Linked DNA regions of Homo sapiens: region 1 is linked to region 2. The links are chromatin loops, found by intact Hi-C in ENCODE. Cell type or tissue: PC-3. All regions are shown on one strand. Each heading gives the region's core, and the rest is flanking DNA. Links, peaks and the distances in the headings are about the cores only. Region 1 overlaps ERC2 (ELKS/RAB6-interacting/CAST family member 2). Region 2 overlaps ERC2 (ELKS/RAB6-interacting/CAST family member 2).

Evidence for each region. Hi-C counts contacts between places; a loop is a spot of excess contacts. Peaks named below come from ENCODE experiments on the same cell type or tissue, not always from the same donor. Only the 100,000 strongest peaks of a DNase experiment are listed, where the experiment ranks them.
Region 1: it touches region 2 in a loop (11-fold over the local background); 1 of 110 quality-filtered maps calls a loop at or near these places.

The regions. Positions count from the first base shown.
Region 1 is chr3:55,738,783-55,754,507 of GRCh38, reverse strand. All of the region lies in intron 14 of ERC2 (ELKS/RAB6-interacting/CAST family member 2), which reads left to right. Among named protein-coding and RNA genes, the nearest start is that of ERC2-IT1, 87 kb to the right of the region's middle. In PC-3, for the core only: a CTCF peak has its summit at 7,498 (motif pointing right); a DNase peak (open chromatin) is centred at 3,757; H3K27ac peaks cover 414 bases.
Region 2 is chr3:55,515,560-55,531,284 of GRCh38, reverse strand. All of the region lies in intron 17 of ERC2 (ELKS/RAB6-interacting/CAST family member 2), which reads left to right. Among named protein-coding and RNA genes, the nearest start is that of WNT5A-AS1, 36 kb to the right of the region's middle. RefSeq lists an enhancer at 11,283-11,784. In PC-3, for the core only: a CTCF peak has its summit at 6,686; DNase peaks (open chromatin) are centred at 6,274 and 6,574; H3K4me3 peaks cover 891 bases; H3K27ac peaks cover 3,123 bases.

The sequences.
Region 1 (15,725 bases), core at 3,727-11,726, 220 kb before region 2:
GCAGAAAGCTTTTTGGCTCTGAAGAGCCGTTGAAATATTGAGTTTGGATATCCAAAAGAATCCTGCTAGGTGATTAAAGAAAAGGAAGCCAAAATCTAGAGTAGAAATGTCTTAGTTACACTGTCATTTTTATAATGCAGTTCTTTTTGCATTTATCTGAAAAATTAATTTTCCCTCTCCAATTTACATCTGCTTAAGCCTGTGGCAGTGGAATTGTGATACCATGGTAAACACTAGAAATGTATTGAATCTGTAGATAAAAGTACAGAAAACAGAAAATAAAATATTTTCTCTCCTGGTTTTTTAAATAGTTTTCTCAAAAAAAAAAATAGTTTTCTTATCTGTAGAGATCGGTGATTTGAACATATTTATCTTGTAGCCGATAATAACTTAATGAACCACACTCATAGTAATGGTAAAAAATAACTATAGCTTGCATTTATAATAATAATAACTGCTTGTTATACAACCAACTAAATGTGCTAAATGGTTTACATATTTATCTTATATAATACCTCATAAGTGTATTAGGATTCTCATTTTACAGATGAAGAAACTGAGATTCAAAGAGTTAATTAGCTTTCCCAAAATCACACCAATGGCAGTGGTGCAGAACCAGAATTTAAACCCAGATTTGTGGAATCCCATTCATTGATTCAACAAATATTAATTGCAAGTTTGGTGCATTTAGAAAAACTGATCATTGTTTAAGTTTATTTAGAAGCAGCCATTCTCTTTCTTGCCAATGGATTATTGTCAGATCTCTCAATGAACCACTGGAAAAGGAAAACTCTTTTGTGCCTCCTCCAGATAGTCGTTTTCCGTTCGTGAATTTATGTTTGCCCCAGTGAAATTCCCATTAGCCATTCGGACTGGTGATTTTACACCAACTTGATGAGTTTGGCTTAGTCAATAGAAGCAGTGCCTAGCACATGGTGTGTCCATACCAGCTAGTGTTTCAAATGAATCCAATTGCACCATCACCATTTGGGTCCCAGGGGGCCACAGCTTTGTGAGTAGGGATGCCCCTGATAGTAATGCCCACCATTCCTGTGGGGTTTTGCAGTTTTCCAGATGCTTTCCTGTGGGGGATCTTCTGTGAACCTCTTAGTGACCTCGGGGGTAGGTAATATCATTTTTATTTTATAGATTCCCACAGCTAAGATACGTAAAGTCAAGTGACTTGTCAAAGGCACATATATAAAATTGGATGACTGTCTTTCTATGTTACCCCTGTTTTCTGTTTTCTATGCCTTATAGTATTGGCAGTGGGATTGGGGGGAAGTATGTTGAAGGTTCAGACTTCTCTCCCCTTTCTCACTGGAATTGAGAAATCACAGCCCATCCAGGAGCAACCATGTGATCTGCTCTGCCCACCGAGTTCTGAAGTATTGCTGTCACCCACTTGGGGAGTTCCAGCAGTGTGCATTGTGAGTCTCTCTCTTCCCCATGGACTTGGTTAGCAACTTTGTGATTTGGCTTCAGTCCTTGGGCATCCCTAGAAATGAAATAAATATACAATCAAATGAAATAAACATCCGAGCACCAGTTGTAGAGCTGCGGTCGGCTGCTCTTACTGACGGCAGCATTGTGACTGAGGGGGTGGTCCTCTTATCGGAATTCAGCCAACTTCTCACTTGATTCAAAGTGAATCTGTTTTTTCTGTGTCAAGAGTATCTCAACTTAGAACAATGCTAGACATAATCTATTTTATTTTGAGACATAAAATTATAAATACCCGGGTTCGAATCTCTACTTTGCCATCTACTAGCCATGTAAACTTGAGTAAGTTAATTCACTCCTTTCTGCCTCTCTTTTCTTATCTGTCAAATGGGAACATAATGGCACCTTCCTCATTAGATTGTTGTGCAGCTCAAATGAGTTAGTACACATAAAGGACTTAGAATGGTATAGTCTTTGGCACAGAAAATGTGCTGGTGTGTGTTAGCTATGTATTTCCTATTGTAGGCTCTATGGCCTGTCCCTTGTTCAGCAGTCTTGGCAAAACTGTTCAATTATCTTGAAACAGGCCAATAGAGCGCTGGTAAACCAGGTCAATAGAAAAAACAAAATCCCTGATTGGTAGTGATTGCCAATTTCCATCGTGTAAATACTTCTACCATGGCCAAGGTACAGGCTGACCCTTGTCAGTTGGAAGGAGATGCACATAATTGACTCTCGCTAGCTAGCAGCCAGCTCCAGCACACCATAGAAATAGACCCCTTAGCTGTAAGATCATTAGAGAGCTGCCAATTAGGATGACCCTCAGCTCATAGCTGTCCCTTTTTCTTTTGGTGTGATCCCATTATTTAGGGTGTGTTTCTAGTGATGGGGAAATCAGGCCATAACTGATTGACCTAGGTGGGGCTAACAGATTTTCTTTCCAGGAAGGTCAAACATTACTCTTTTTCCATTAAGCCTGGAGGTTGTAACAAAGTTATTCTGTAAACAGTAGGTCTTCTGAAGAAAGGTTTAGGATTTCCTGCTACTGAGGGTACTGGAGCAACTTTCTCACTGACCCTCCTAAAGCTCACTTGTTAGCTCTTTTCTTTTCCTCAGTTTATTCAAGTATCCCTCTAACACTTCCTCTTTTTGCTAAGTTAGCCAGAATTAGTTTCTTTTGCTTGCAATCCAAATAAACCCAACCAAAGCATGTGTTTAGTCACATCATTCCTCCATTGTTAGAATTATTTCCCTGGGATTTTCTCGACATTGCCTTCTGTTGTTTGTACCAACACTGTCAGAGATGGGTATGAGGGAGCCCAGGCCATTGCTGACAGCTCTGACTTAGCCAGAGTTGCTCCTGTTACTAACTTGGCCTCAGCCTTACCTACTTGTGACTTTCATCCTTAAGTCCTAGTTCAAATCTTAGGGTGCCCCTGGAGCAAGCCTCATCTATGTTACTCTAGCAGATAATTGAAGGGATAACTACCATGTTCCCAAGTCTTCTCTGTTGCTGATTACTCCCACATTCATATTCCACCAATATATATATACATATTGTGCTAAAATCCAACAAAATGAACAAACGAAAGAGAGGCAGAGTATGTCATATTTTACACTAGGCCCTTCTTGCCACCTTTAGAAATAATTTTCCTAAAGATTGGCATTGACCAACTCAGCTTTTCTTTCCTTCTGTGGTCACTGAAGACCCCTAGAAGGACCTGGAGCTCGAGCTCTTGTCTGATGGGGCCTATTTGTGAAATAAAGAGATTATTCTCCACTTATATCCTAAAGATACCATATTGGAAACAGACATTGGCAAAGGGACGGTCACTCAGTACAAACAATTTGGGTTCAACATGGCATTTATAAGGCAGCCAGCTTGGAAGTGCCAAACACTTTTCACAAGGAAAGCCCTTACCTATGCAGAACAGAAGAGGATGTTCCTCACACATACCCTGATAGTAACATGCAGCAATCACGTGAATGTTTTCCAGACCGTGGAAGTCATGGACCAATCATAGGAAAAAATATTTTTTGCCAACAACATATGCTTGCTAACCTAATTAAGCTATTAAATAAGACTATTCAAGTGTTAACTATTATCATCATCATTTGAGAAAGGGTCATTTTAATTCCAAACATTAGAAAGGACATTACTGAATGTCACAATAAAAAGCTGCTGTTCCCCAGAAAACAACTTACACATAATGTTCCTACATCCTCATGTGTGCATGCGGGCATGCGTGAAAACGTCAGCACTGGCCAAACCAGTCTTTCCGTTGGCACTTAAGGCATTCTTTATTTGACCACATTTCTTCCTTGGTGGTGGTATTCTAGCATCCTTGAAAGTTATGCAACTAGGAACAGGCATAAGTAAGCAAAAGAGAATTTTAATCGACTGAATCATCTCAACTCTCAATCAGACACTTACCCCATCTGGAAGCCACTCTTTTCCTTCCAGAGCCCTTCCATTCCTACCCTCCCTTCATACTCAGCTGTCACCCTTATCCTCTGTGAAGCCTGCCCCCATCATCCCGGACCAAAGGGACATTTCTTCCTTCCTGCAACCAAGAATTGAAAGGGCCAAGTTTAGTCTTTAACATCACAGACTTGGATACAAATTCCAGTTCTCCTTTTAAAAGCAATGGGACCTTGGACAACCTTAAATATTACAGTCTCAGTTTACTCAACTTTACAAGGGGTGTAATAAAACTTTCTCTTGGAAGGCTATTTTGAGCAGACTAAATGAAACAACGTACTTTACTTATGCCTTGCTTATACATATAGTAATCAAAATAATAATTATTAACAATTTCTTATCCTGTATCTTAACAATGAAGATGTTAATAAACTATTATTTATCTTTTATTTTATTATTTAAGTCTTTATATAATTTAAGTCTTTTTCTTTACCAGATCAGTTTGCAAGCCTTACCCATTGCTGATCCTTCATAACACGTAGCATCGTATTCTGTCCATAGTAAATTCTCTTTGAAAATGGTAGAAATTAAGACACTGGTTAACAACATTAGACTGCTCTTTTAAGCCACCACCTATAGGTATGCAGTCATCCTTAAAGATATCTTTTCATTATGCCCCTCTTCAATGGGATCTTGAATCCCTTTGTGTCCGGAGTTGGCTCCTGCTGGTGGGTTCGTGGTCTCACCGACTTCAAGAATGAAGTCGTAGACCTTCGCAGTGAGTGTTACAACTCTTAAAGATGGCACTGATCCAAAGAGTGGGCAGTAGCAAGGTTTATTGTGAAGAGTGAAGGGACAAAGCTTCCACAGCGTGGAAGGGGACCCAAGTGGGTTGCCGCTGCTGGCTGGGGTGGCCAGATTTTATTCCCTTATTGTCCCCGCCCATGTTCTGTTTCTGTCCTATCGGAGTGCCCGTTTTTCAATCCTCCCTGCAATTGGCTACTTTTAGAATCCTGCTGATTGGTGTGTTTCACAGAGCACTGATTGGTGCGTTTTATAGAGCGCTGATTGGTGCATTTTACAGAGCACTGATTGGTGCATTTTACAATCCTCTTGTGAGACAGAAAAGTTCCTGATTGGTGCTTTTTACAATCCTCTTGTCAGAAAAGTTCCCCAAGTCCCCACTCAACCCAGGAAGTCCAGCTGGCCTCACCTCTCACCTTAAGGGTTCTCCAGCCCCATTCTTCCTTGACCCCTGCCTTATGTCCCATGCCTTGAAGTTCAAATCTAAGCAGGGGTGCTTTGTTGTTGGTCAGTGGAGCTGGGAAGCCTCAAGGTTGTCCAGGGAGATAGATGGTCTGATCTCAGCATTCAACAGATCGGTATTGCAGGGAGTGGTAGTCAGTGTCAGGTTGGAGTCTGGTCACCAGGATGTTTTCTCACTAAGTGGTTTTCCAGGCCTGGGGGCCTCTTTTACAGGACTGAGTTCTGTCACTTCTCTGGGTTCCTAGGCCTCCTTCCCCCACCTCCAATTTGTGCAAAAGGCCTTCTGCAGACTGGGTTAATTACCTCTAGTGGTCAGTCTTGGGTGTATGTTGAATATTGTGGAGAGGGAATTACCTCAACCTTTTACATCTCTGAGGATATAAAATTATAAAGATTTAAAATGATCTATGGGCATGTGTTGTAAGCAAACAAAGAAACCAATAAAACTCCTTGTATTTTGGAAGACTATTGGGTTGAACCATACAAAATTTCTGATATTCAATTGTTTCTGACCCATAAAAAAGTGAACTTGAACTTCGTATTATTCGGCCTAGTAGCTATGACTATGAGGTTTCATGTTTCTGTTTATTTGTTTATTTTGAGCTTCTGATTGCAACTGGATTATACTAGGCATTCGGGATGAAGAGGATGGGCTGGGAGGGAGCTTTTGAATTGATTATCCTAGTATTTGATACATGCAGAGGGAAATGCCACATGGATTCTTTGCCCAGCATTTGAATTGGGAAACAGGATTCAGGGATATCTTCTTTGCACGGTATTGCTGATGATCCAGCATTTGCTCATGATGGTAATAGAAGGGTGTTTCTTTGTGTCTGGTGGCATCATCACAGGGTCTGTCTGTCTCATGACTGTGGACAATCTCTGGGTTCTGCTGTGGTAGCAATCTCTGGGTTCTGCTGTGGTAGCAGTCTCTGAGTTCTGCTGTTAGAGAAGCAGGGATGGTTTCTGTCTTGCTTGTCCCCATTCATCCCTGGTACGTGGTACACAGTGGTCACTCAGTAAATATGTGGTGAATGAGTTGGAGAAATTGATGAACTGCCTCTGACCACCTGGATGGTTTATTTTTGCTTATGTGGCCAGTAAATAGCCACCCTAGAGGAACATATTCAGTTTAGCTGCTTCAGGTTGGAGTTCATAATTTCATATCTGAAATGTTCCTGCTTCCAGTAATCGCTCCTCCCAGGGTGGAAATTTCACTTCTGTGAGCCACAAGGCCACCCATCCTGTAAATCTGAGACTGCTTTCTATACCATTGTTTCTTGGGCTGGCTCCCTTGCGATTCTTTCCAGATGTGGAGCTCCTCCAGGTAGTTTACCAGACCCTTTCCTTCTGCAGCTGCTGTCTGGTTTCAGGTTCCTTCAAACTCTGGGAAGGAGCACTCCAGTAGCATCCCACAAATTGTATTCATGAGTCCAGAAATTTCAGGTAACTAACAAATATAACTTTTTATAATTTAGGAATACATAAGCTGAGTCTTGCAGCTCTTTGTTTGGCCTGTCTTTTGAACCGTTGCTTAGCAGTGCAAGGCTTCAGGTGTATGTATGTAGACGCATAGTTCTATACTTCTGTAACTTGGGCTCTGAAATTAATTTGTGGTCATTGAGTATGCTCTTGTGCCTCCTCTTCATTTGAAGGCTGTGATGCATTGGTGAAACTTTGCAAAGGCAATGGCCACATGTATTTGCTTTCTGTTCTGTTGACACAATCAACAAGATCATGATTAATGAGTGTGCATTAGATAGGCTTAGTGTGTTTTCATAGTGGCGTTTTAACCATTTCTTCCCAACACAGAACTATTATAAATTTTGTCTCATTTCTTTTCCTTACGGCGTGGAATAAAGTATTTCTAATCTCACTCATTTGGACTTTCAGTTATTTCCAGAAAAGCAATTTCCCTTAGTTTTCAGGTATGAAGCCCCCTTTGGTTTGACAATCTATTTTATTCTGGGTGTTCTCTTAGCAAATGTATGGCAAGTACAGAAATGCTGAGACTGTCATTCATTTGGAAGAAACTCTGTGTCCATTAAATGACCTCTTTAAAAAAAAAACAGGCACCTAAAACTTCCCTGTCACCTCTTAACTGACTTCTTAGTAGTCCCAATCCTGTATTAAATGATAATTTGATAGCTAATTATTTGAAACTAGACTTTAGTCAAAGAATGAAAAATGTCAGCAGAATGGGGATTTGAATATGAAATGTCCTAGCTCCCCCTGAATCATGGATCTCTCTCCCATGTGTAATGTTTATTTTTTTAAATAAGCATTCTTTCTGGTACCTTTTCTGAATATAGATTATTAGAGATGTAACTACAGAAAAAAATTGAAAAGGGCAATATTTATTGCAATGGCCACAAGATGGCAGACCTAAAATCCAGACTTCACAAAGTAATTTAGACATTTACATGAAGAATTGCATCTTTGAGCATCTTTGAGGATGCCTTAAAAGCCATCAGTTTCCTTCACCCTCCCAAAATGTCTCCTCTAGGTTGTCTTGAATTGCTGTCCAGCTCTGTGGCAGGCACAACAAGGGAGAACAGCTTTGATTAACATTGAATCAACAGCTTTGATAAACAGATGGGAATCTGTTTAGCCCCTCTCCCAGAAGGGATCAGACCTTCCTGCCCCTCGCAGAAACCTGCCCTTTGCCTGGCTACCACCATCACCTGCAGCACACACAGACATGCCACCCTGTGTTTCCTTCTCCTTTGCAGAAGCACAACTGCCTTTTCCCTTCTCATGAATTAAAACTCTCTCAAAGGAGCTGCCTCCAATAAACTCACTTTTATGTTTTTCTCTCTACAAAGATCCACTCCAGGCTGGGTGCAGTGGCTCATGCCTGTAATCTCAGCACTTTGGGAGGCCGATCACCTGAGGTGGGCGGATCACCTGAGGTCGGGAGTTCGAGACCAGCCTGGATAACATGGTGAAACCCCGTCTCTACTAAAACTACAAAAATTAACTGGGCATGGTGGTGCATGCCTGTAATCTCAGCTACTCGGGAGGCTGAGGCAGGAGAATCGCTTGAACCCGGGAGGCAGAGGATGCAGTGAGCCGAGATGATGCCACTGCACTCCAGCCTGGGTGACAGAGCAAGACTTCATTTAAAAAAAAAAATCCACTCCACAGAACCTTAATTCAATTTTATTTGAATGTTGCGCTAACAGAATTCCAGAATGTGCCCCCTTCTGCACATATTCTTCTCACAGCAATGGCATGACGATCTGTTTTGTTTTGTATTACAATTTAGCCTGTGGGAATGTTCTATTCCATGTAAACATAAACAATGGAAGGTTTGATTTAACACAAAATATTCAAATTAAGAAGGGAAATATGTAGTTCAAGATGTAGGCGGACAATTTGCTGCTCTGTGCAAAGACTGAGAAATAAATATTAGCAGCTTTAAATATACAATAGAGGCGAAATTAAAACATATTGTTTTTAGAGAGACTTACATATATACACACACATAACCTCACTTCACCAATAAGAAAAAAATAATTGATTGGATGCTATGGGGGCTAAGCCTTGATGTCAGTGACCTATTTTCTGGTAGTTACTCATTTCCAACCAAAAAGTTAATGCAATACGACAGTCTCTTGACAGTAACTGATCACCCATGGACAATAGGTTTAGTTTAGGCAGATACTGGACAAAGCTCTGTCCTGCAGTGAAGTCCAGATGTATTTGGTTTTCTCATTATCACTCATCTATAACCTGCCAGAGATTCTGGTTAGGTGTATTTCACATAGAAAGCTACCTTGGCAGAATTGAATGGTCAACAGAGAGGCTTTCTTATTACTGAACGGGAATAACAAGAATGACCAAGCACCATCATCTAACATTACCACTAACAGAGGGTATTGCAGTATGTCATGGAAGTCCCTTCATTTCACTCACCCTCCCTGCTTCCTAGATTTACCAATTTTTTAAAATATTTTTTTCCAATGGAAGAATCTTTTATTTTGAATTTGTTTGATTTTGCACTTGACTTTGACTTTTTAAAAGTCGCCTTTCAGAACACATTTCCATTTCTCAGTTTCTTAAACTATGTGACATCATGTCTTGCCTATTTCCCACGTGGCCTTTCCTATCAATTTGGATGGAATGATATTGGACAGTTATAGACCAAGTCAAGCCTGGCTTGTCTGGGATGCAACTCTTCTGTGGTCAGCAGACTCCTCTCCAAAGTCTGTTTTCTTCTTTATGTCTGTTTATGGAGCAGATGTCAACTCATGAAAGTCAAATGTGCAGCTTAACAGAAACCAATTTTAAAGGCCTCTCTGAAAGTTTGTCTTGAAAGTAAGAGACCAGTGAGCATGTTTAGATATATTCACTATAAAGGGGAGCTCATAGAAAGTAATGCAAAACCTTTGAATCTTTAACTTTGGTGGGGTCTGTGTCATTTAATAAGCAAATGCTAGCATTTCTTGTGTGGTCATCTCAGGCACTGAACAAAATCTTTACATGCGTGATCCCTTAATTCTCACGATGATCCGGTTACCGGTAGAGGGTCTTGACTGCAAGTTGTCCAGGTTCTTGGAGTTTTGAACAAAGAATTGGACAAAACACAAAGCAAAGCAAGGAAAGAATAAAGCAACAAAAGAATGAAAGCAGGGATTTATTGAAAATGAAAGTACACTCCACAGGGTGGGAGCAGGCCCAAGCAGTGGCTACAGGGCCTGGATACAGAATCTTCTCAGGTTCAAATACCTCCTAGAAGTTTCCCATTGACCACTTGGTGCTCACCTCATGTAAATGAAGCGGTGGCCCGCAATCGGTCTGAAAGCAACCAATCAGAGCCTGAAGTGAAGTTACAAAGGTCACATTCCTGTGCAAACATCTGATTGGTTGCAACCAATCAGAGGCTAAGGTGAAGTTACAAAGTTGCACTTCTTTTTGTTTGTTTGTTTTGCTTTTTGTTTTTTTCATATTTGTTTTTGTTTTTGAGATGGAGTTTCCCTCTTGTTGCCCAGGCTGGAGTGCAGTGGTGTGATCTCAACCTCCTCTCACTGCAACCTCCCCCTGCTGGGTTCCAGTGATTCTCCTGTGTCAGCCTCCTGAGTAGCTGAGATTACAGGTGTCCGCTACCACGCCCAGCTAATTTTTTGTATTTTTAGTAGAGATGGGGTTTCACCATGTTGGCCAGGTTGGTCTCGAACTCCTGACCTCAGGTGATACACCCACCTCGGCCTCCCAAAGTGCTGGGATTACAGGCATGATCCACCATGCCTGGCCACAAAGTTGCACTTCTATGCAAATGAAGACTGGGCTGGCAATCAGTCTGATTGGTTGCAGACAGCCAACTTCCCATCTGCCATGCAGAAAAGGTGGGAGTTTGCAAACGGAGTAACCTTTGGTCCTTTTGTTACTTAGGCATGGAAAATTAGGGTTTTCCTTTTAATTTAGTTCTAGGAAGTTGGAGTGAAATGGCCTTCGGTTCCCTGCCTCCACCATATTCTCCTACCTCAATCCAAGAGAGAGTTATGATTGTCCATCTTAGGTTATTTATGAGGAACTTGAAGTTTCAGAGACAGTGAGTAACTTACCCAGGGCCACAGTCAAAAGGTTATCCCTGAGATTCAAACTCAGGTACATTTGCTTCCAAAGCCCCAGCACTAAATAAAGATCAGTACCTCCTCCTCTTAAAAACTTGAGTAATATTTCATTTGTGTGGGTATGTTTTTTAAAAAATCATAATAGGCTAAAGTGCTCAAAAGAAGTATTTTCTTTTTTTCTTGTTTCTTTTTTTTTTTTTTTTTTTTGGTGGATCAGGCACATAGTAATGAGCAATGCCTCACACATGTCCACTGCCAAGACCTGGGACAATGGTCCCTCCCATCCTTCATTGCCTTTTTATCAATTCTCTAGAAGGACAGGATTCAAGAGAAACATTTAGAATAGGGGGAATAGCTCTTCCTGGCACTCCTCCTCTGGCCTTGGACCTTTTCTATGTGGGAAAATCAGTTGGCTTCAGACTTACTGATTTGTAGCAGGATGCCAAATGATGCTGGCATTTGCCCTCTTAGTGCCCTGAAGCACATGACGTTGGCACTTGAGAGTGTTCTGGTCCAGTTGGAGAAACTGGAGGAACCGCCGGATGGGCCAGCCACCTCCCTGGCTCATGCACTGAGCAAGGAACAGGGTAGAAGCTGGTGCTTAGAGTAAAGAACTTCCACAAGACTCCATGGCCCCCGTGTTAGGAAATTCCAGTCATGTGCTATTAGGTTTCAAAGACAGAATTCTCCGTAATTGGAGTAAACTATTTTTTTGAGGTCAGTTTTAGGTGGGCAACAGGGAGCAAACCACATTAAGAAGTCTGGGCTGCCAAAGCCTGGCCTTTACGAATCTGGTCTGTTCTTTGTCCTTACTGAAACTCATGCTTGTTCAAATATATCTCACCCTGTGGGCCCCACCTCATGTGAGCTGCTTTGCTTTCTGCATGGCCCCTTCTGCATATATCATACATCATTCTGCTGGTGGGTAGGGTTGATATTAATTGATATCAAAGAACTTTTCTTTCTCAAGATGCCATTTGAAAACACAGCTTTTAAAATTTAGGCAAATGAACATCTATCTCCACCCAACCCTCACCCCAAGGGTGAGAGAGAGGCTGTTTTGAATAGGATCTTTCGTCACCATCTGTCTGAAGTCACCTCCTACTGAACTTACAGTTGAATATTCAGGGTCATGAGGGAAAGAAAATAGTAATTAGCTGAGAAAAGTTGATTGAGCGGACTTTTTCCCCCCACAATATGATTAGAACATGACTGCCTGGGCTAAGCACCATACATAATGTAGGCTTTCTCTTATATGTCATTATCCAAACATTCTTAATGGAATGCATTTTTTAAGCATCTGCTTTTGTAATTGAATGCATTCCTAAAGATGGGTCAGCTAACTAAAACAAGAACCCACAAGAAACAATGTGTTAATGCTTCTTCCCAAATCCAATTTGTAATAGTTCCTAATTGGCCTGCCTCATTTGCAACTCCTGAAATTAATTTTAGATCCTCTTTCAGAGCTCAAATCATCATTAATAGAACGACAGCAATGGGGAGTGAAGTAGAAATGTTTACAAAGCTCCCTTTTAAATGGACTGTGATAAGTGAGGTAGCCATGTATTACCATCAGAGGATCCTGGAACTCTCTTTGTGAGGGCTAGCCACAGGCGACACTCAAAAGAAGGCATTTATCTTGGCAGGAGATGCCCTTCAGCCCTGTTTTGTTTTATTCCATGGAAGGTTTTGTTTTTTTTTTTTTCAGGGTGGCTAAAACCATTTTTTTTGGTGTTTTATTAGCTGTATCTTGACTACCTCCTACACACTGAATGACAGTTTAGGGTTATTAAATGTGTTCTTGCACATATTTTTATCCACTGTTAATCCTGACTAAATGTATGACAGGGCACAGAATTTCCCCCTTTTTTCCTCTATTGTTGCCCATATTTGTTAAAGAAATTATTCCCCTTGACATTTGTTTAGGCTGCACGTTGATAAAATGCTGTCTATGATACACTTTCTTAGCTTGGCATTCAGCAGACTTTTATAGATTTATTTCTCTTCACATTATCTTATCTTCCTTCCTAGTATATGTGGGCTTCCTTTTCATATTTTAAGCTACATTTTGGGGCATAGACAGATCACCTTAGTAATTGGTACTTGAGGATGGCAATGTTCTCAAGATAATTTTGCAAGCCTTTGGTATATACTTAAACCTACTAACTGTCTAAGAATGGGCATATATGTACTTTCCGTGTTGTCTGTAAAAAGGCAAAAGGGATAGATTGAACATGATTTCAGGCTTATGGAACTCTCTTCAGGTTGATGGGACAGTAATAATTTCTGAAGCAATATAAATCTGGTCTTGATTCTAGAAGGTAATGCTTTCATTGGGGAAAATAATGATTTTTCTGTTTCCGGTTTATATCCAAGTGTCTTGTCACTGGTATACTCTTTAAACTTGAGCCTTTAAAAAAAAGTGGTGCATCAGAACTGGTGGTATTTTAGTTTTTCCAGTTTTTCAATGGCTGGACCAAAATTTGCCGCGAGAAAAAAAAAAGCAAGGATATTTAATGTAAGCTTCCTAATCTATTTCAATGTGATTTTCTTGGTAGGTGATTTCTGCCAATGTATCAGCAAATTGGCTCATGGGAACTGTGAAAGTGTAGAATCTGACGTAGGGATAGCAAAATGAAATTCGTTTTTATAAAATTATATTCAGTATACCCATCCTCAAAACAAATCTGACCTTTAAGGCAGGGATAATGAAAACCCATAACTATACATAATTAGCTCACAGTGATTTAAATTACAGGTTGAGTATCCCTCATCTGGAATGCTTGGGACCAGAAGTATTTCAGATTTCATATTTTTTTCAGATTTTGGAATATTTGTATTACACTTACCAACTGAGTGTCTCAAATCCAAAAATCCAGAACGCTGCAATGAGCATTGTCTTTGAATGTCCTGTTGGTGCTCAAAGCATCTAGGATTTTGGAGTACTTTGGATTTGGGGTTTTTGGATTTGGGATGTTCAACCTGTCTTAGCTAAATTCTATTAGCTTAAGAAAGAGGTATTTTAACTCAGTTTTAAAAACTTCTTGCTTCAAAAACCAAATTCAATGGCTCTGTTAGCCTGGAATTAAGATTTAGTTTAATTCTAGGCCTGCCAAATCTATACAAATAGGTAATAGCCAGATAAGCCTTAACATATTCAGAATACCTTGCCAAATATCCTGAAGTATGAAATGTTCTTATTTCTCTAGTTTTATATACCTTTTTATCTTATACTAATGACCCTTTGATTTAAATGGACTAGAATTATTGAATGTAGATCTCAATCAAGGTATTTTTGGGGAAAATATCATTAGTTTATGGCCAGTATTTAAATGAGGGTTTCAAAATATAGATAATCTTAGTTACACTAATTTTATTTAGAGTTCTATGATTATATAATGCCAATATCTATAAAAATAGATTTGTTAGCCAAAAGCAAAACAAAATAAAACAAAAATACAATAAGGAGAAGGTTACAAAGAGCAAACTAGATTATTTTATATGAATATTAATTTAAGGTTGGTGAGTGGCTTTAAATGTAATTTTATTAAAAAGATTTTAAATGTACTTTGAGATTTGATAATTAAGGCTAATTTGACTTGGAACTGTATTTAATGACATTTATAGAGAATTAGAAATTGATATATGTTTTTCTCTGACAGTAAAGTGAGAATTAGAAATTAATTCATTGGGATTTTTTATGGTATTATGAGAGGATAAATAAGTGTTAAAGCTTAAAAGCCTAAATTTTAGAATCATACACAAAAACAAGCAATGGGGAAAGGATTCCCTATTTAACAAATGGTGTTGGGAAGCCTGGCTAGCCACATGCAGGAAACTGAAACTGAACCCCTTCCTTACACCTTGTACAAAAATTAATTCAAGATGGATTAAAGACTGAAATGTAAGACCTAAAACCATAAAAACTCTAGAAGAAAACCTAGGCAATACCATTAAGGACATAGGCATGAGCAAAGACTTCATAACGAAAACACCAAAAGCAATGGCAACAAAAGCCAAAATTGACAAATGGGATCTAATTAAACTAAAGAGCTTTTGCACAGCAAAAGAAACTATCGTCAGAGTGAACAGGCAACCTACAGAATGGGAGAAAATTTTTGCAATCTACCCACCTGACAAAGGACTAATATCCAGATTCTACAAAGAACTTAAATAAATTTACAAGAAAAAAAACAACCCCACAAAAAGTGGGCAAAGGATATGAACAGACACTTCTCAAAAGCAGACATTTATGCAGCCAACAAACATATTCAAAAAAGCTCATCATCACTGGTCATCAGAGAAATGCAAATCAAAACCACAATGACGTACTATCTCACACCAGTTAGAATGGCGATCATTAAAAAGTCAGGAAACAACAGATGCTGGAGAGGATGTGGAGAAATAGGAAGGCTTTTGCACTGTTGGTGGGAGTGTAAATTAGTTCAACCATTGTGGAAGACGGTGTGGCGATTCCTCAAGGATCTAGAACCAGAAATACCATTTGACCCAGCAATCCCATTACTGGGTATATACCCAAAGGATTATAAATCATTCTACAATAAAGACACATGCACATGTATGTTTATTGCGGCACTATTCACAATAGCAAAGACTTGGGACCAACCCAAATGCCCATCAATGATAGACTGGATAAAGAAAATGTGGCACATATACACCATGGAATAGTATGCAGCCATAAAAAAGATGAGCTCATGTCCTTTGCAGGGACATGGATGAAGCTGGAAACCATCATTCTCAGCAAACTAACACAAGAACAGAAAACCAAACACTGCATGTTCTCACTCATAGGTGGGAGTTGAACAATGAGAACACATGGACACAGGGAGGGGAACATCACACACTGGGGCCTGTCAGGGGTTGGTGGGCTAGTGGAGGGAGAGCATTAGGGAAATACCTAATGTAGATGATGGGTTAATGGGTGCAGCAAACCACCATGGCATGTATATATCTATGTAACAAACCTGCACATTCTGCACATGTGCACCAGAACTTAA
Region 2 (15,725 bases), core at 2,810-10,809:
TTGTGTTGGTAACCAATGGGAGTCTTGCCTTCTGGAGAATTACAGCTCCTTAAAGACATCCTAGCCAGCAAGTCAAGCCCAAGGAGTAGCAGGCCAAGGCCCCTAGAGTGGATCATTCACTTAATAATCAAGTCTTTCCTCCTGGTTCCTTCCATGGCTCTCCCTCCCCTCAGCCTGTGCCTCTCTATCAAGCAAAAATCTAACCATCAAAGGAATGAAAGGGCAAAAAGACTTGGAAAAAAATCAGAGAAGGGATCGACTCCAAAATGCAACATAATGAGGTTCCCTGAGCAGACTTCAAAAGGTCAGTTGGGCTCTGGAGCCCTGTGCGATGACCTCCCGATCAAATTATTCCTTCATAGTCCTGTTAGAATCCAAACCGTGCTCCTGTGTGAGATGGAAAGGTGTTCTGGTGGAGGGGGGATGCCCACCCCCACCTCTGACTGCTGCTTGTAATAATTAGGCTTCGTAACACTTAACACTTGGATTTGATTTCCCAGTGATGAGCAAGTGACAGTGGTGGGCCAAGTTCCTGTGCACAGGTGCTCTATTTCCAACCATTTCTTCCTTCTGATTTCCCAGCTCTTGAGGCCCCAGCCTAACGCATGGAGAAAGTATGGCTTTTGATGCCAATAATCTTGGAGATACTTGTTCCTGAGCTGAAAAGGAGGTTCTCGCAGGGAGATTTTTGTAGGCTCCAACCATAGGAGATGAGCTGAGGGAGAGATGGGGCTATAATTATTGCAGATATCTTGGGAAGCTGCTGTGCTGCTCTCCAGGCCCTGAGCACCAGGGACTGATCAAGATGGAGAGAACATGTCAGGTCAGACGTTTCAAGCCATACCAGGAGCCAGCCGACTGCAGCCCACAGCCAAATCCAGCCTGCCTCCTGTTTTTGTTTTACTGGATCACAGCCACACCCATTCATGTACTTATTGTCTGTGACTGCTTTCCTGCCACGATTGCAGAATTGAGTAGCTGTGACAGGATCATAAGACCTGCAAAGCCTAGCACATTTACTGTCTGGCCCTTTGCTATCTTACCAATCCCTGGTCCATAGCATGGTTTTCATAAACCTAAACATCATTTATTCCCCAGAATAAGGTATCCTTGGTTTTGAATTAAATAAGATGGCAGAGGCAGCTCAGCATTGCAGTTGCAGGAAAACTCCACTCATTTGTTGATTCATTCATTCATGAAATGCCTACTGTGAGATATTACTGCTACCAGTGACATCATCTCCAAAGAGGAATCCTTTATTCCTCTTGCTTTAGGAAGAGAATAAAGAGGAGCCTTTATTCCATCTAGACCAATGACCTAATCTTGAAAATGGGGAAACTGAGGCCCAGTGAAGAAAAAGTCTTCCAGACCATACAATGAGTTTGGCAATATTGGGACTAGAACTCAGGTCTCCCAGGCCAGAGTACTTGAATCACAGTAGTCAGCCATATTACTTCTCCTGTGTCTTCTGCATTTGATTGTCAATAGCAGCCAGTGGCCTGGGCACCATTTGAGGGAGCAGTAGTTGACTGTGTGATGCAGCAGTTTCTCCCCCTGAAGAGCACGTCTCTGGTTTGTTCTTAAGTGTGGCTGATTATGGTGATTATTCACGTAAATTGCACCTGTCACTCCTTTGCACAATGTCAGTCCAAGGGTAATGCGAGCTCCTTGAAAGAGGAACCCATTTTTTTCAGGGTGATTATAAATTAAATATAAATGTAGGCTTAGGATCCTGGTGGACATTCTTCCAGGGAATTCTTTATCTTGCATATATTTGCAAAGTAACCTTTGTAAAGGTTAGGCTACTCTTGGAACTGCAATACAACTTTGAAGTTTAAAAATTCCAAGATATTTTGGGAATGTAATAATCCCAGTTCTCTTTCCTCTAAGAGTTTCCGTACACCCTCACTGACTTACTGTTTAAGGAGTCAAAACGTGAACTGTGCTCCATAGTCAATCCAGGAGCTCACTGGAAAATTGACTCACATTCATAGCAATATGCAGGGATGTCTTGGGTTCAGAATGTGGATTAGCTAGAGTTTCCTTCAACTTTCAATAATTAAATGTTTATGATGGTTAAGATTTGGCAGATTTGGAGAGAAAAAAAGAATCCAAAGGTAGACTTGAAGGGTGGATATGCATTGATAGTAAATGAGACAGAATCCCAGGGCTATGGCCTGGGGACTCCCATCTCCTGGAACTCAACATGCAGAAACAAAACCCTATCAACTTCAAAGGTCAGCTCTGGTTTCTGCTTCATATGGCAGAATCCCATACTTGATTGCAACCTTGGATTTAGCCTCTCTGAGATCCACTGTCTTCATCTTAAAAGATGTGGAAATTAAGATCTAAGTCAGCAGTTCTCAACCGGGAGCAACCCCATCCCCATATCCCTCCCCACCCCCAGGGACATTTGGCAAGGTCTGGAGACATTTTTCGTTATCAAACTAGGGTACTACTGGCATCTGAGTGGGTGGAGGCCAGGGATGTTGCTAAACATCCTGTAATTCATAGAGCAGACCCCACAAGGAATTCTTAAATAAAGAATAATCTCAACAAGTCAGAAATGACTTGTCTTACAGAAAAGGACTAGACCTTGTTTATCCTTGTGTCTGTACCAGACAGTACCATACCTGCACACAATGGATGCTCAAGAAATATCTGTTGAACAAAGAAACATGAACATTTATGAATATATGAATGATTGAATATTATGCCTGCCTTGTGAGAGTGCTAAAATTTTTTTTTTTGTCAAATAAAGTATCTATGCACAGTCCCTGGCTCAGTGCCCAGCACATAGTAGGTATTCAGCGAATGGCAGCTCATGATGATGCCGATAACATTTACCTGAATTTGCTTCATACTCATTTTAAATAAGAATTCACTTGTTTTCATCCTTTGCCAAGATAATAGGCAGTCTGTGCAGGCAGAAAGCCCAGTGGGGCTTTTACAAATATTAGTTTACAAAGAATCTTTTTCATCTTGTTATTTTCCAGATAGGTAAGCCAAGGGCCACTTGGTTGTGCCTTCATTTCCGCTCCCTCTGGCAGGCTGTTCCTAGGCAGGGTTTTGTTTCTCTAAAATTATTGTTTCATTGCTTTGTTGTTCTAAAGGAACCTGTTGGTTAATATTAATGCATTTTTATCTTGGGCCATTTCCTTCAGGTTCTTTTTTCCAATCTGCCATCATATTTTGCTTCATCCTTTTTAATATCAGTGCTGCTTATGAAGCCCTTTCATGTACATATTACCCCTGATCCTCCAAGGAAGCCTGTGGGGTGTTACTATCTTTATTGGACAGGTAAGGAAACTGAGGCTCAGGACATTAAATCACAGCTGAGGAGTGGCCTCTGACTCTACCCTGACTCTACCCTATTGCCTCCTCCTAGGATTTGAGAACTAGAAGAGATTGAGAGACAGAGATCAGAAAAGGGGAGTTGACTGCCCAAACCCACGCATGAAATAGTGCCCAAGTCTCTGATGCTTCCATCCTATAGTTTTTAGCTCTTATTTTCTTTCCCACCTATACCTGAGAATCATTTTGCGATTGAGTTTCTCATTCATTCATTCATTCCAGGAGGAGGTATGGCATGCCTCTGTACTTTGTTGTGATGTCATGGGAAGACTTCTGGGTTGGGGTTTTGCTCTGCTACTTATCACTGAAAAGTGTTTGCCTAAGTTACTTAATTGCCCTGAACTTCAGATTCTCTTATCAGAAGTGGAGATGACAACCCTTGCCCTATGTCACAGAGTTGTCATGACGGTCAGTTGAGATCAAGGTAATAGCAAAGGGTTTGTGAACTGGAGTCTTAAGAGGATTTCGCTACGTTCTCTTCTCTCATCCTTTTCCCCCAAGTCTAGAGCTGGCAAATATGAACACTTCTTTTACACTGGCATACAACTCCACAATAAAAATGATAGTCATATTGACTAATATTTATTGAGCCCTTAAGACTGTGAGGCCCCCCACTAAGCACTAACATGTCTGGTCTATGCTATTTCTCTCAACACCTCTATGCTTTAGATATTTTTACTATCTCCGTCTGACAGATGGGGCAGTGGAGGCCCAGAAAAGTGCAGTTTCTTGTTCAAGGTTGCATAGCTAATCATGGGCTAAGCCACGATTGGACTCAAATTCAGTTGGATTAAAGAGCCCAAGGTCTTCATTCATTCACTGATTCATTTATTAAGAACCTCCTAGTGCCAGGCACTGTGCTAGGCACTGAATAGCCATGTGGATACTTCCTGACTCTCCTGCCCCCATCCAGGCCAGAACTGGGGTGGCCAGGACATCCCTTCCTCCCAAAGGAGGTGTGGAGACACGTGTGCTCCTGCTGGCCTGCAGACCCATCAGCTGTGTCAGCTGGAGTCCTGGGAAGAGGATGACATTGCTGCTTCCAGCTGGGAACAGCTGATCAGCACCAAGGGAGGGCCAGGAGGCTTTGGCTGAGCTGCATGAGGAAGTCCAACCCCAGCAGCAGCACAAGCACAGCGATTGTGCACCAAGGCCCCGTGAAGACCCTGGCCCGGGGACGAGTCCCCTCGTGCTTCCTGTGATGCTGCCTGCCAGAGCCTACTGTTTGGGACTTTTGTCCCTCCTGGCTCATCTTCAGGGGTTTCCTTGGGACAGAGTTACTTCATGGCCAATTGAAATCTCTGAAAAAACCTGTTGGGGCTTTCATAGTGCAAACACAACTGTTGCCTGTGGACAAATATTGACTTTTGGTGCTAACTCTCTCACGGACAGCCACCCTTGGGAGAGCCACGACGCGGGCCTTTGAGCACAAGTTGCTCAACCAGGTCAAAGGGAGACAGAAGCAAGAGGAGATGCTTCTTGGATCTCAGATGACCCTCTCCCAAATGGACCCCCATGGTTTCAGCACCAAGGCTGCCTGGAGTTTCAGTTTTATTGGGAGCAGTGCAGCAGAACTCCACCATGACTCCTGTATTAGTTTCCTAGGGGTTCTGTAACAAAGTACCACAAACTGGTTGGCTTAAAACAACAGAAATTTATTCTTTCATGGTTCTGGAGGCCAGAAGTCCAAAATCAAGGTGCTGGCAGGGCCATTCCCTCTTCGAAGCCTCTAGGGGAGACCCTTCCTTGCCTCTTCCGAGCTTCTGGTGGTTGCTGGTACCCTTGGCATTCCTTGGTTTATAGATGCATTGCTCCACCCTCTGCTTCCATCACCCCATGGCCTTCTCCCTGTATGTATTCTGTGTCTCTGTGTCCAATTTTTCCTCTTCTAAGAACACCAGTCATTGGATTAAGGCCTATCCTAATTCAGTATAACCTTATCTTAATTCAAATATATCTGCAAAGACCCTATTTCCAAACAAGGTCACATTCACATTTACTAGCGGTTAGGACTTGAAAATATCTTTTTAGGGGACAGAGTTCAACTGACACCACCCAAGGAATTGTTCTTCCCTTAAGGAAAGGTTATGTAGTCCCCACCTGCCTCCACCCAGCTTCCACTTTGCCCTGAAGTCACACATCTGGCCAGGTCACTCCCCTTCCATGGTGTCCCACTGCCTGAAGGCAGCATCTAGTCTCCTTAATGTAGCCATAAAGTCCCACGTGGCCTGGCCTTGCTTGCATCTCTGCCCTGACTCTGCTACTCCCCCCTTCCCATTCCATGTTGTGTCCTTGGTGCTTGAGGTTCACTGGGTCAGCTTTGGCCTGGCTCTATTTCAGGCCTTACCACATGCTGCTTTCTGCTCAGATGGTTCCTCTCTTCCCTCTTCCACTCGGTAGCTCCTACTCACCACCCCTCACATCTCAACCTGGAAGTCATCTTCTATGAGGAATGTTTGCTGGCCCTCTCTGACACCATATGAGGTGTCTCGGGGCATCCTGGGCCCCCATGAACTCACACATCACATTGTATTTCAGTTGTCTTCTTACCCATCTGTGCCCCTGACCTGGCTGCAAGTCTCCCAGATTAGGGTTTATGTCCTACTCCCCCTCAAATCCCCAGTCCTGGCCCATGGCTGGCAAAAATGATTGCTTGTTGAATTGAAGAACTGAATGAATGCATGAATGAATGAGAAAATAGGCAAAAATTATAACTGTATCCCAGCCACCTTCCTAATTTTGTGAAAATTAAAGGAAATTCTTCTGCCTTCCTGCTCTTGACACCCTACCATTGCATTCAACCCAAGCCAATACTCAGAGAAATGATGCTTTAGAAATTGTTAGTGTGCCAGGGTTTGGTCAGGACTGAGGATAAACCATGAGGGTAGTTCCTGGAGGAGTCTTGATTTGTCATCAGGAATGTCCAGCCTTGGGCCATCAGCACTAACGATGACCAACTGCGGTACCTGTGGCCGTCTTTTGAGTTTTCAGCTCCATTTCCTTTCTCTATAAAGGTGGAAGGCACCCAAAAATATGGATAAACTCAGCTAATTTCTTCTGCTTTGGCACATGTAGCTTTTGTGCATGATTGAACACCTCAGCCCACTGAAGAATAAAAACTGTAATTCCTCTCTCTCTCTCTTTTTTCATTGTGTTTAGCCAAAACAAGCTGTGAAAGAATGTAAAATATATCATTTTGTTGGCACCCGTTCACAAGTGAGTCAGTGAGCTTGCTCACATTTACAACTAAAATTGGATTTTAACCTTCCAAAAATTTATGACAACTGCTCCTTCTTGTGGCTTAAATGTTGACATATAATTAATTTAGGATTTCTTCCCAAGTCTTCCTGTCCAGGTTTGTACCTGCCACAGAAATATCCTTGAAAGTTTATCTAACAGCTGGAGCCATGAAAAAAAAAAAAAAAAAAAACCACTGGAGCTTTGTAAAACAGGGTGGGCTATGCCAACAGGAAGAGCCCAAGAGAAAGTACGAGGCTGCCAACGTGGCTGGCTGCCAGAGGTGCCCCAGGTTGGAGGCAGGGAATTTGCAGTTTTGGGGAAGCTTGGGGTTCCTTCTACCACTGTTCCTTCCTGGCCCCAGTGATGTGTTCTCTCTTTACTGTGCACACATCTTTTCATGAAGATGACCAAGCCCATACATAACCTGGGCATGAACACCCCACTGTGGTTATTTCTGCACTCAGGATCAAGCTGGTCCTATTGCCCAGCTCTCTGCTGTATGGGCGAGTATAGAGGGGGAGATAATAAGGACTACTTCTCATTGCACTCCTGTTATATGCCAGCCATTAGTAAGGGACTTTATAGGCAGAGTTCATTTTGTTTTATGTTCTCAACCACCTGGAGAGGTTAGAGTTACTATCTTCACTTTGGAGATGAGAAAACTGAGGCTCAGAGAGGTTAAGTGACTTACCTGAAGTCAGCAAAATGGAAAGGGGAAGGAGTAATAGGTAGTCTACACATACGAAGCTCCTGTTAGGCCCTGTCTCCGGCTCTCACTTTTAGTGCTTATGGCAGCAACAAATTATCTAGTCCAAAATGTCAGTAGTGCTGAGGTTGAAAATCACTGCTGCAGAAGCATTTGGGGCTATTCCTGGCACACAGTCAGCATTTGATAAATGTGTGTTACCATCAATGAACTTAGTTAGCTCTCTTCTTCACCTACTTCAATATTTATTGCATGCCCACTGTGTGGCAGGAACACAAGAAACACTTCAGTGAGCAAGACACACATAGCCTGTCCTCATGAACGCAGCCTAGGATGCAGTCAGGCATTAATCAGATCCTAACACAAATGTCTGATGCCAAGTTGCCCAGAAGCAGGAGTGCATATGGGGAGAGGGGGGAGAAATTGTCAAGACGGTGTTTGGCAAGAGGATTGGACCAGGAAGGGAAGTCAGGAAGGCTCCCCTGAAGAAGTGGTATTGAAGCTGACATCCAAGGATAAGCAGAAGGTAGCCAGATAAAGGATGATGGGGAAAGTGCCCAAGTGAGAGGGAACACCTATGCAAAAGCTCTGAAGGAAGACCCAGCCATGTGCCTCCTCCAGCAGTAGGAATCTCTGTTCATGGATTGGCACCCCGGATCAGGAATTTCATACATCTCTGTAGAGTTTTGCAATATCACTCAAGGGACTAGCTCCCAAGCAAGTTCTCCGTAGCAAAGCTGAGGCCACTGGTATATCCATGGGTCTTCCAGGGGACTCTGCAGTCCTGCTGCATTGGGCTTTGGCAGTGGCTTCAAGGGTGCCCCCGGAACCCACTGGCATTATGCCTCAGGTGACCACTTTGTCATGCCCCAGTCCCTTGGTCTCTGGCCCAGGTCTGCCCAAAGGCATTTCCTAGCCTTCAGTCCTGGATGCCAACCCAGTCTTAGAGGAGTTAAGCCTGAACCCTGCCTGCCAGGACTTTGGGATTTAATAGGGAAACTTCCAGCCAGTTCACATATTATGAAAACACATTTTCCTCTCTTTAATCTTCAAAGTGACCAGGGACAAAAGCAGCACAGAAATTCCCTCTCAGGGTACGTCTACATCTAAGTTGGAAACATGTATGATAGCTGGAAGCCCCATAACAGATGGGAGAATGGGCCCATCTTGGAGGCCCATTGTTACAGCTCTCCCAGTTACACGTGGAGACATTTACAGAGTTCACTTATATCCCTGAGTGGGAGCTGGAGATGGGAGACCAAGGGTTTCAGCCCTGGGCCCTTGTGCTTCATGCAGACCTACAAGGGCAGGCTTTGGCATGGGATTTAAATATAAGTTCAAACCAGAGAGTATGTCTGCTTTTTGGCACTGTGCAAATGTGACTGGCCTCAGATTCCCACTGAAATAACCTCTGCTTGCTTTTCTCAAACTCCTCATTCTTTGGAGGGGAATGTTATTGTTTCCCTTTAAGGTGGTCTGTTGGGCAAGGGAGGGTGGGAAGGAAAGGAGAAAGGAAGGAAGGATTCCTGTAGTTTTCATAAACAAAGATTGAAGACAATATAAAATCCAGACTGAATCTGCCTTTGTATCTCATTTAAGAACCCACTTCACTTTCAACTCTGCAGACCAAAACGAGGTAGCATTCTTCCTGTTCCTTTGTTTGCAGGTGAGGATTAGGGCCCAGAGAGGCAGCATATCGTTAAAAGGCCTGACTTCACCCAGCTGGTTGCTGGTTTGTGTTTATGTTTCCCTTTTCCCTTCTCCCCTACCAAAAATGGTCCCCTCCCCCCAGAGAAGACTATTTCCTTTTGTTGCGGGGAAACTCTGAATTGGTGGTTGCTTAGAAAACACATAGAAGTGTGTAGCAAGTTGAAGTTAAAAAATAGTTCATGAAATGCAAAACTCCATTTAGCCCCTATCTGCCAAGAAATAAATAGTTTAAAAAATGAATTTCAGATCACTGACAATGATGACTGTGTTTATGGCAGTGGAGTTGTCTGTCTTCAGCAGGCCATCCTTGCAGGCATACACCCAGCATTTAGAAATTAAACAAAAACACATTGAACTTGCTGCATTAGCTGTTGCCACATTGGAACGCTAATGGGTTTAGTGACCACAACCGACCCAGGCCAGCGTGTGTCAACAGCCAAAGGAGCAACCTCAGTCACTGTTTGTGCTTTGCCCAAGTTGTTACAAGCTTAATTCTTTGCAGCTTACTTTTCCTGCTGTTTTGGCTTCTCCCCCACCATGTCTTAGAAAGTGTAGCCCCAGCCCAGCCTCACATAGCAAGGCCACGGGGTCCTGGCAAGATGTCTGAAGATGCAGGCACCTCAGCCTCTTTGGTCTCATGAGCAGTTACATCAGGGCTCTGCCTACCCCCTTCTTTTGCCAGTCACTTCTATTAGGCGTTCTGGAAATGGCCCAGCCTGAAGCAAATGCAGACAGCCTCTTGATGAGCTACTCACCTGGAAAAGTGGAGTCTTTCTCTCTCTCTTCTTCTCCAAGAAAGTATGCTGCATAGCATTTCACCTCCAAGGTGGTTTCTTTGCACCACAGGCAAGCCTTCAGCCCTGCCTGAGAAACAAGGTCAAATGCCTCCATTTTTGCACAGCTGAATCAAGCACTGGGTTGTAGGATCTTGGCGGTGAAGAGGTTAAATTGCTCAAAAGGCTGGATCTGTGGTTTCCTGCCCACACTTGCTCTGGCCTAAGGCAGTGCTTGCTGTGTGGGGAGAGGGAAAGGGAGGTCTCGCCTGGACCCAGGTGGCCGACAGGCAAACCATGTTATTAAGAAGCAGGAATCGCAAAACCTTGATCTTCAAACGAGACCCCTAATTAGTCACCAGCCCAAGAGTAAATGGCATTCCACCTCAGTGAGGCGGGAAGGGCGCCTTCAAATCCTGGAGACTAATTGCCATTATTGGCTCTATGAAGATCCTGTTGTAAACACTTGTCATTGGAGCCACTTCTGGTCAGTAAACTTGAGATATCAAATTGTTCCTTCATGTTTCAAATTCTCCAGAATGCCTCTCTCTGGCTCCTTTTCTAGGAGGGGGCATCTCTTTCCCGAACATGACAGCTTTCTTAAGATCCAGTTTAGGGAGATGTCTTCCTGTGACTTGTATATGCTATGGCAGGCTCATCTTAAAACCAAGTTCTTTTCAGTAAAGGGCTTTTTAACAGTGTTTTACTTTATTTTCATTGGAATTTGAAAATGCCATCTCAAAAATAAGATAACAGGGCTTATTATCATGAAGATAATGGAGCTTACGTTTGGAGCACCTCAGGTAAGCTGACTTTTCCAAGGCCCTGGGAGGTGCCCCAGTGAAATGTTCACAAGGCCGTATCTTTTTATCAAGCTTGAAATAGTCAATTATTTATGTATTCTTTTTCTGAAAGAAGGCCTCTAAAATGGTACGAACTTTAGGCCACACAAAACCAAGATGTGTTCCACAGTATTCAAGGTGTGTTTCTCCCTTTCCTATCATGTGTTCTTGTTGCTTCTGGAGATAAGTATTTTCTCTCTTCTTAGATTTTTTTTTTTTTTTTTTTGAGACAGAGTCTCACTGTCTCCCAGGCTGGAGTGCAGTGGCACGATCTCGGCTCACTGCAACCTCGGCCTCCTGGGTTCAAACAATTCTCATGCCTCACCCTCCTGAGTAGCTGGGATTACAGGCACCTGCCACCATGCCCGGCTAATTTTTTTATTTTTAGTAGAGACAGGGTTTCACCACGTTGGCCAGGCTCTCAGGCCATCTGTCCCCCTTGCCCTCCCAAAGTGCTAGGATTACAGGTGTGTGCCACTGCGCCTGGCTGCCTTTTTGTTTCTTGAGCCTGTTTGGCATTTGTGAAGGGTACGGTAAACTTTTCCAGGCCACATACAGGGTGCAAGGTTTTGTCTAATTTTATCCTTTTTTTTCCTTTTTTTTTGGAGACTGGGTCTCACTCTATCACCCAGGCTGGGGTGCAGTGGCATAATCATGGCTCACTGCAGCCTTGACCTCCTGGGCTCAATCAATCCTCCCACCTTAGCCTACCAAGTAGCTGGGACTACAGGCACCTGCCACCACACCTGGGTAATTTTTTGTATTTCTTGTAAAGATGAGGTTTTGTCGTGTTTCCCAGGCTGGTTTCGTCATGTTTCCCAGGCTGGTTTCAAACTCCTGGGCAAGCAATCCACCCACCTCAGTCTCCCAAAGCTCTGGGATTACAGGCATGAACCATGATGTCCAGCCTAAATTTACCCTTAACTAGGAGAATGTTTCCAGAGATTGGGATCAAGAGATCCTGGATCCATCTGCTTCAAGGGCAGCCTAGATAATATCAAACCCAGATGGCAGAAGAGATCAATATAAGGAAGTTTGGGAGCCATGGGAATTTGATCTGGTCCCAGGGTCTCAGGACCACTGGAATTCTATTATCTGGACACTTTCATGGTACTAAGTATTAAATATGTCAGCGTGTGAGAGAGAAAGGGAAGAAGAAAGTAGTAAATCATTTCTGAATACTTCTTGGAAATGGTGAGTTTTTTCATTCACCTTTAACAATGATTTTTAGCCAGCATCAATGGGCCCTGGGATGAGGTATTCCACATTAACATCCATAGCCAGCCATGTGGCAGGGCTACATTTCAGATGATGTCAAGTATCCCCTTTCTCATGGAGCTGAGCTTCAGAACTGTTTCTTCAGCAAGCTCAGGAATCACTATTACTCAGCAATAATTCCTTTGTGTGAACAGTTTAGGGCAGGACAGGGAGTGGGAGTTCTAGACACAGGCTTAGGATATTTGTTCATAGGATACCATTGTCTCTGTGATGAAAGCCACAGTTTTCCCTCTGCAGGTAACCTAATAACCTCAGGCAGCTCAGAGAGCAGAGGTACCGGCGCTACCCAAGTGGGGTTCTCCAGGATGACTCGGACATCCCCCTCTTTCCAGAGTGCAGGTGTTCTGTTTGTTGGATCAGCCCCCATCTCTGATGTCAGTAGTGGCACCCGCAAAGATTCCCAAAGCATTCTTTTAACCTGTATGTTACACTGATTTGAGATGTTAGAAATTGTATTCCAAACCTTTGGTTATTTTAACTAGTTCAGAAAAGAAAGACTATCATTAGTTTTGACAACAAACAAAACCAGTTTTTGTTCTATCGGTTGTGTTTAAAAGATTCCAATTTCAAACTAAACACAACGTGTGGTTATTCTGTCAGCGATTTATATAGCCACCAGGGCGCCACAGTTACACACTGCATACATCATTGTATTTTTAAAATGTACTTAATGAACTTTTTTTTTCTTTTCTAGTAACTACTTCATTGCCTTAAATGAATGCATTCCAATAGAATTTGTAACAAATGACCACTTTGTGTTTGCATTAATGCCAAACACGTTTAACAAATTTTTAACAAGGAAGCTTGGCAAAATGCCAAACTCCTAGAGGGACACTGAAGGAATGCTATAAATTTAAACTAGATTTCACCTTTTCACTTAACTCAGCAAGTGTCTTAGGTGTCTCGCTATCTCAGGATTGTAGCATTTCTGTTTTTATGTCAGAAAAGTTGTACATTTTCATTATTTTTATTACTGAGGTTGTACCTACCTATTTCCACAGGACTTTTCAATCTATGCAACTGTTTCTGAAATAATATGAAAGCAGCTTAGAAATTAATCTTTATTTCTCCAAAAGTGTTCATATCTTATATAGGTTGGTAGATGCATGTATGCATATACTGTACATATCTACCAACATATCACTGCTTAAAACAGCACAGTCAACCAATTGTGTACAGTAACAATTGACTAGGCCAGTGGTTGTCAAGTGGAGCAATTTTATCTCCCAGGGATATTTGGCCATGTCCTGAGACATTTTTGATTGCATGACTGGGAGAGGGGCAGTGCTGCTGGCATCTAGTGGGCAGTGGCTTGGCATGCTGCTAAACATCCTACCATGCACAGGGCAGCCCCCACAGCAAAGAATCATCCAGCCCCACATGGCCGTAGTACCAAGATGGAGAAACCTTGGAGTAGAGTGACAAAGACCTTTGGCCATGGGCAGTCTCTCCTGTTAAAGAAGGTATTCTTTTGAGGAAAAACAATCAAATACATTTCTACTCAACCAATGCTTTAAAAAGTGCATAGAGTACCTAATGCTTGTGTTAAATGGCAGATATCTGATCTTTTATTTCACTGCTTTCTGCCCTTGAGAAGACAAAAGCCCAAAATGTAGACTAGGGTGGTGCTGGGGCTGGCCGGTGGCCAGAGTATATGCAAGACCAGCCGACTCGTGCCTGGTTCTGCCAGTGGGGAGAAGGCCATGGCTGGGCGCTGGGAACCATCTTGCAGGCAAGGCTGATTGAAGGCAAGGAGAGCATATCCAGGAGATAGTTTTAGGTGTTCTGTGAACAAGCACTTTTACTTTAATAGCCATGCAATTATCATAGTGCATATTAGACAGATAATGGTTCTATTATGGCAGCAAAATAAATATTTCTTTAAAAAGGAAACATTTAGGTTTTTGATAATTTTTTTTTTTTTTTTTTTTTTTTGAGACGGAGTCTTACTCCGTCACCCAGGCTGGAGTGTAGTGGCACAATCTTGGCTCACTGCAACCTCCACCTCCACCTTCCTGGTTCAAGCGATTCTCCTGCCACAGCTTCCCTAGTAGCTGGGATTACAGGTGCCCGCCATTACGCCTGGCTAATTTTTGTATTTTTAGTGGAGACGGGGTTTCACCATGTTGGCTAGGCTGGTCTTGAACTCCTGGACTCAAGTGATCCGCCCGCCTCTGCCTCCCGAAGTGCTGAGGTTACAGGCGTGAGCCATTGCACCCGGCCAGTTTTTAGATAATTTTTAAAAAAATGTTAGTTACATATCACAGGTATTGTGGAGAGGTTACAAAAATGGGAAAAGTAGGACACAAAAGACAGGTTTAGGAAATGCTTGCCTCAAGGAGGCAGTGGTCTCTGGAGAGAATGGTCGCTGGAGTCCAAAAGACCTGGATTCAAATGAGGCCCCAGGGAGCTGGGGAATTTTACCAAAAGCATCCAGTTCTTCTAAGCTTTCGTTTCCTCATCTGCATGAGGGGCTATTAACCAACTGCATCAGTACCTCAGTGCTATCGAGCTGGTTTCAGATAATTAATGCAAAACACAGAGGGTGGTGGCAGATAGCACGCAACAAATGGTACCTGTTAATAATTCTGACCACAATAATAATGACAAAAATAAATCCTACGGAGACATAGCAGTCTGTGCTGCCATTTTGATGTACACAGCCTATATTCATTTGAATCCCTTCATTTAAAACGTTATGGATGAGTTATACCCCGTGCACAGAAACCAAAGTTGAAATACCAAGTCCCTCCACTGCCTCCTCCCAGCAAACTCCGTCATCCCTAACAGCAGTGTGCAATTCTGAGCACAGGGCTGGCCCCGCCCCACCCCCATCCCAGCCCCCAGCCCTTTGGGTTCTGAAGTGTTACATTTTATTGCCCCGTGGAGCTGTAGGAGTCCACTCTCAAGGTAAAATGTTGCTCTCCACTCATATTTTTTGAATTATGGTTTCAAGGTGGTTGCTTCTATCAAGAAAATTAAATGATTTAACATAATTTGTTGCCACTTTGATCACAACAATAATAAATAAATCTTCATGAGGAAAACGGGAAACCCATTCCACCCCGTTTTTAAAGATGTTAAGTAATAACACAGATGTAGTTATAGTTTTGGTTTTTTGTTTGTTTTTTTTTTTTTAGCAGAAACGACTCTATTGGGTTTTCCTGTGAGCAGAGTGGCTTCATGGAGCTGTTCTGCAGGATGCCCGCTGCCCCCAGAAGGAGCAGCTCTTCTCCTCCAACCGTTGTTAATTAGTCTATCAGGGGCTTGCCTTTTATGTGGGCACCACGTGCAGCGTGTTAGGGGCATCTGAAGCCGTCGTGAATGGGTGTCTGTTTTTGTACCTGGGGGCACACTGCACACATTTGGAAAGCACATGGAACATAATGGACATTAACCCAGATGTCAAAAATAGCCTGCGTTTTACTACTGTTATTAAACAGTTTCCCCTTTAACCCCTCCGTGTTTACCAAAGACCCCTTTCTCCCAGCCTGTTTCTGCAAATCACTACTGAAAGGGCAGGAGAAGAAAGCCATAATCGGGCAGGTGTCTTTATTCCAAAGAAAAACAGTCTGAAGGAATATTTGTGAGACACCACACGTTTATAGCCTGCTCTCCCTGGGGCGTCTGTCCTGGGGCGGAATCTTACTGCTGTGCTCAGTCACCCACCCCGCCCCTCACACACCCCCACCTAGAACCAAGTCAAGAGCAGCAGTCCCACCCAATACTGGTTTCTCCCCACAAAGAAAATAGCTTTATATTTTAGTATGATACTATTTATACATTCTTAGGTTTAAAAAAATCCAAAAAGAGCAAAAAAAA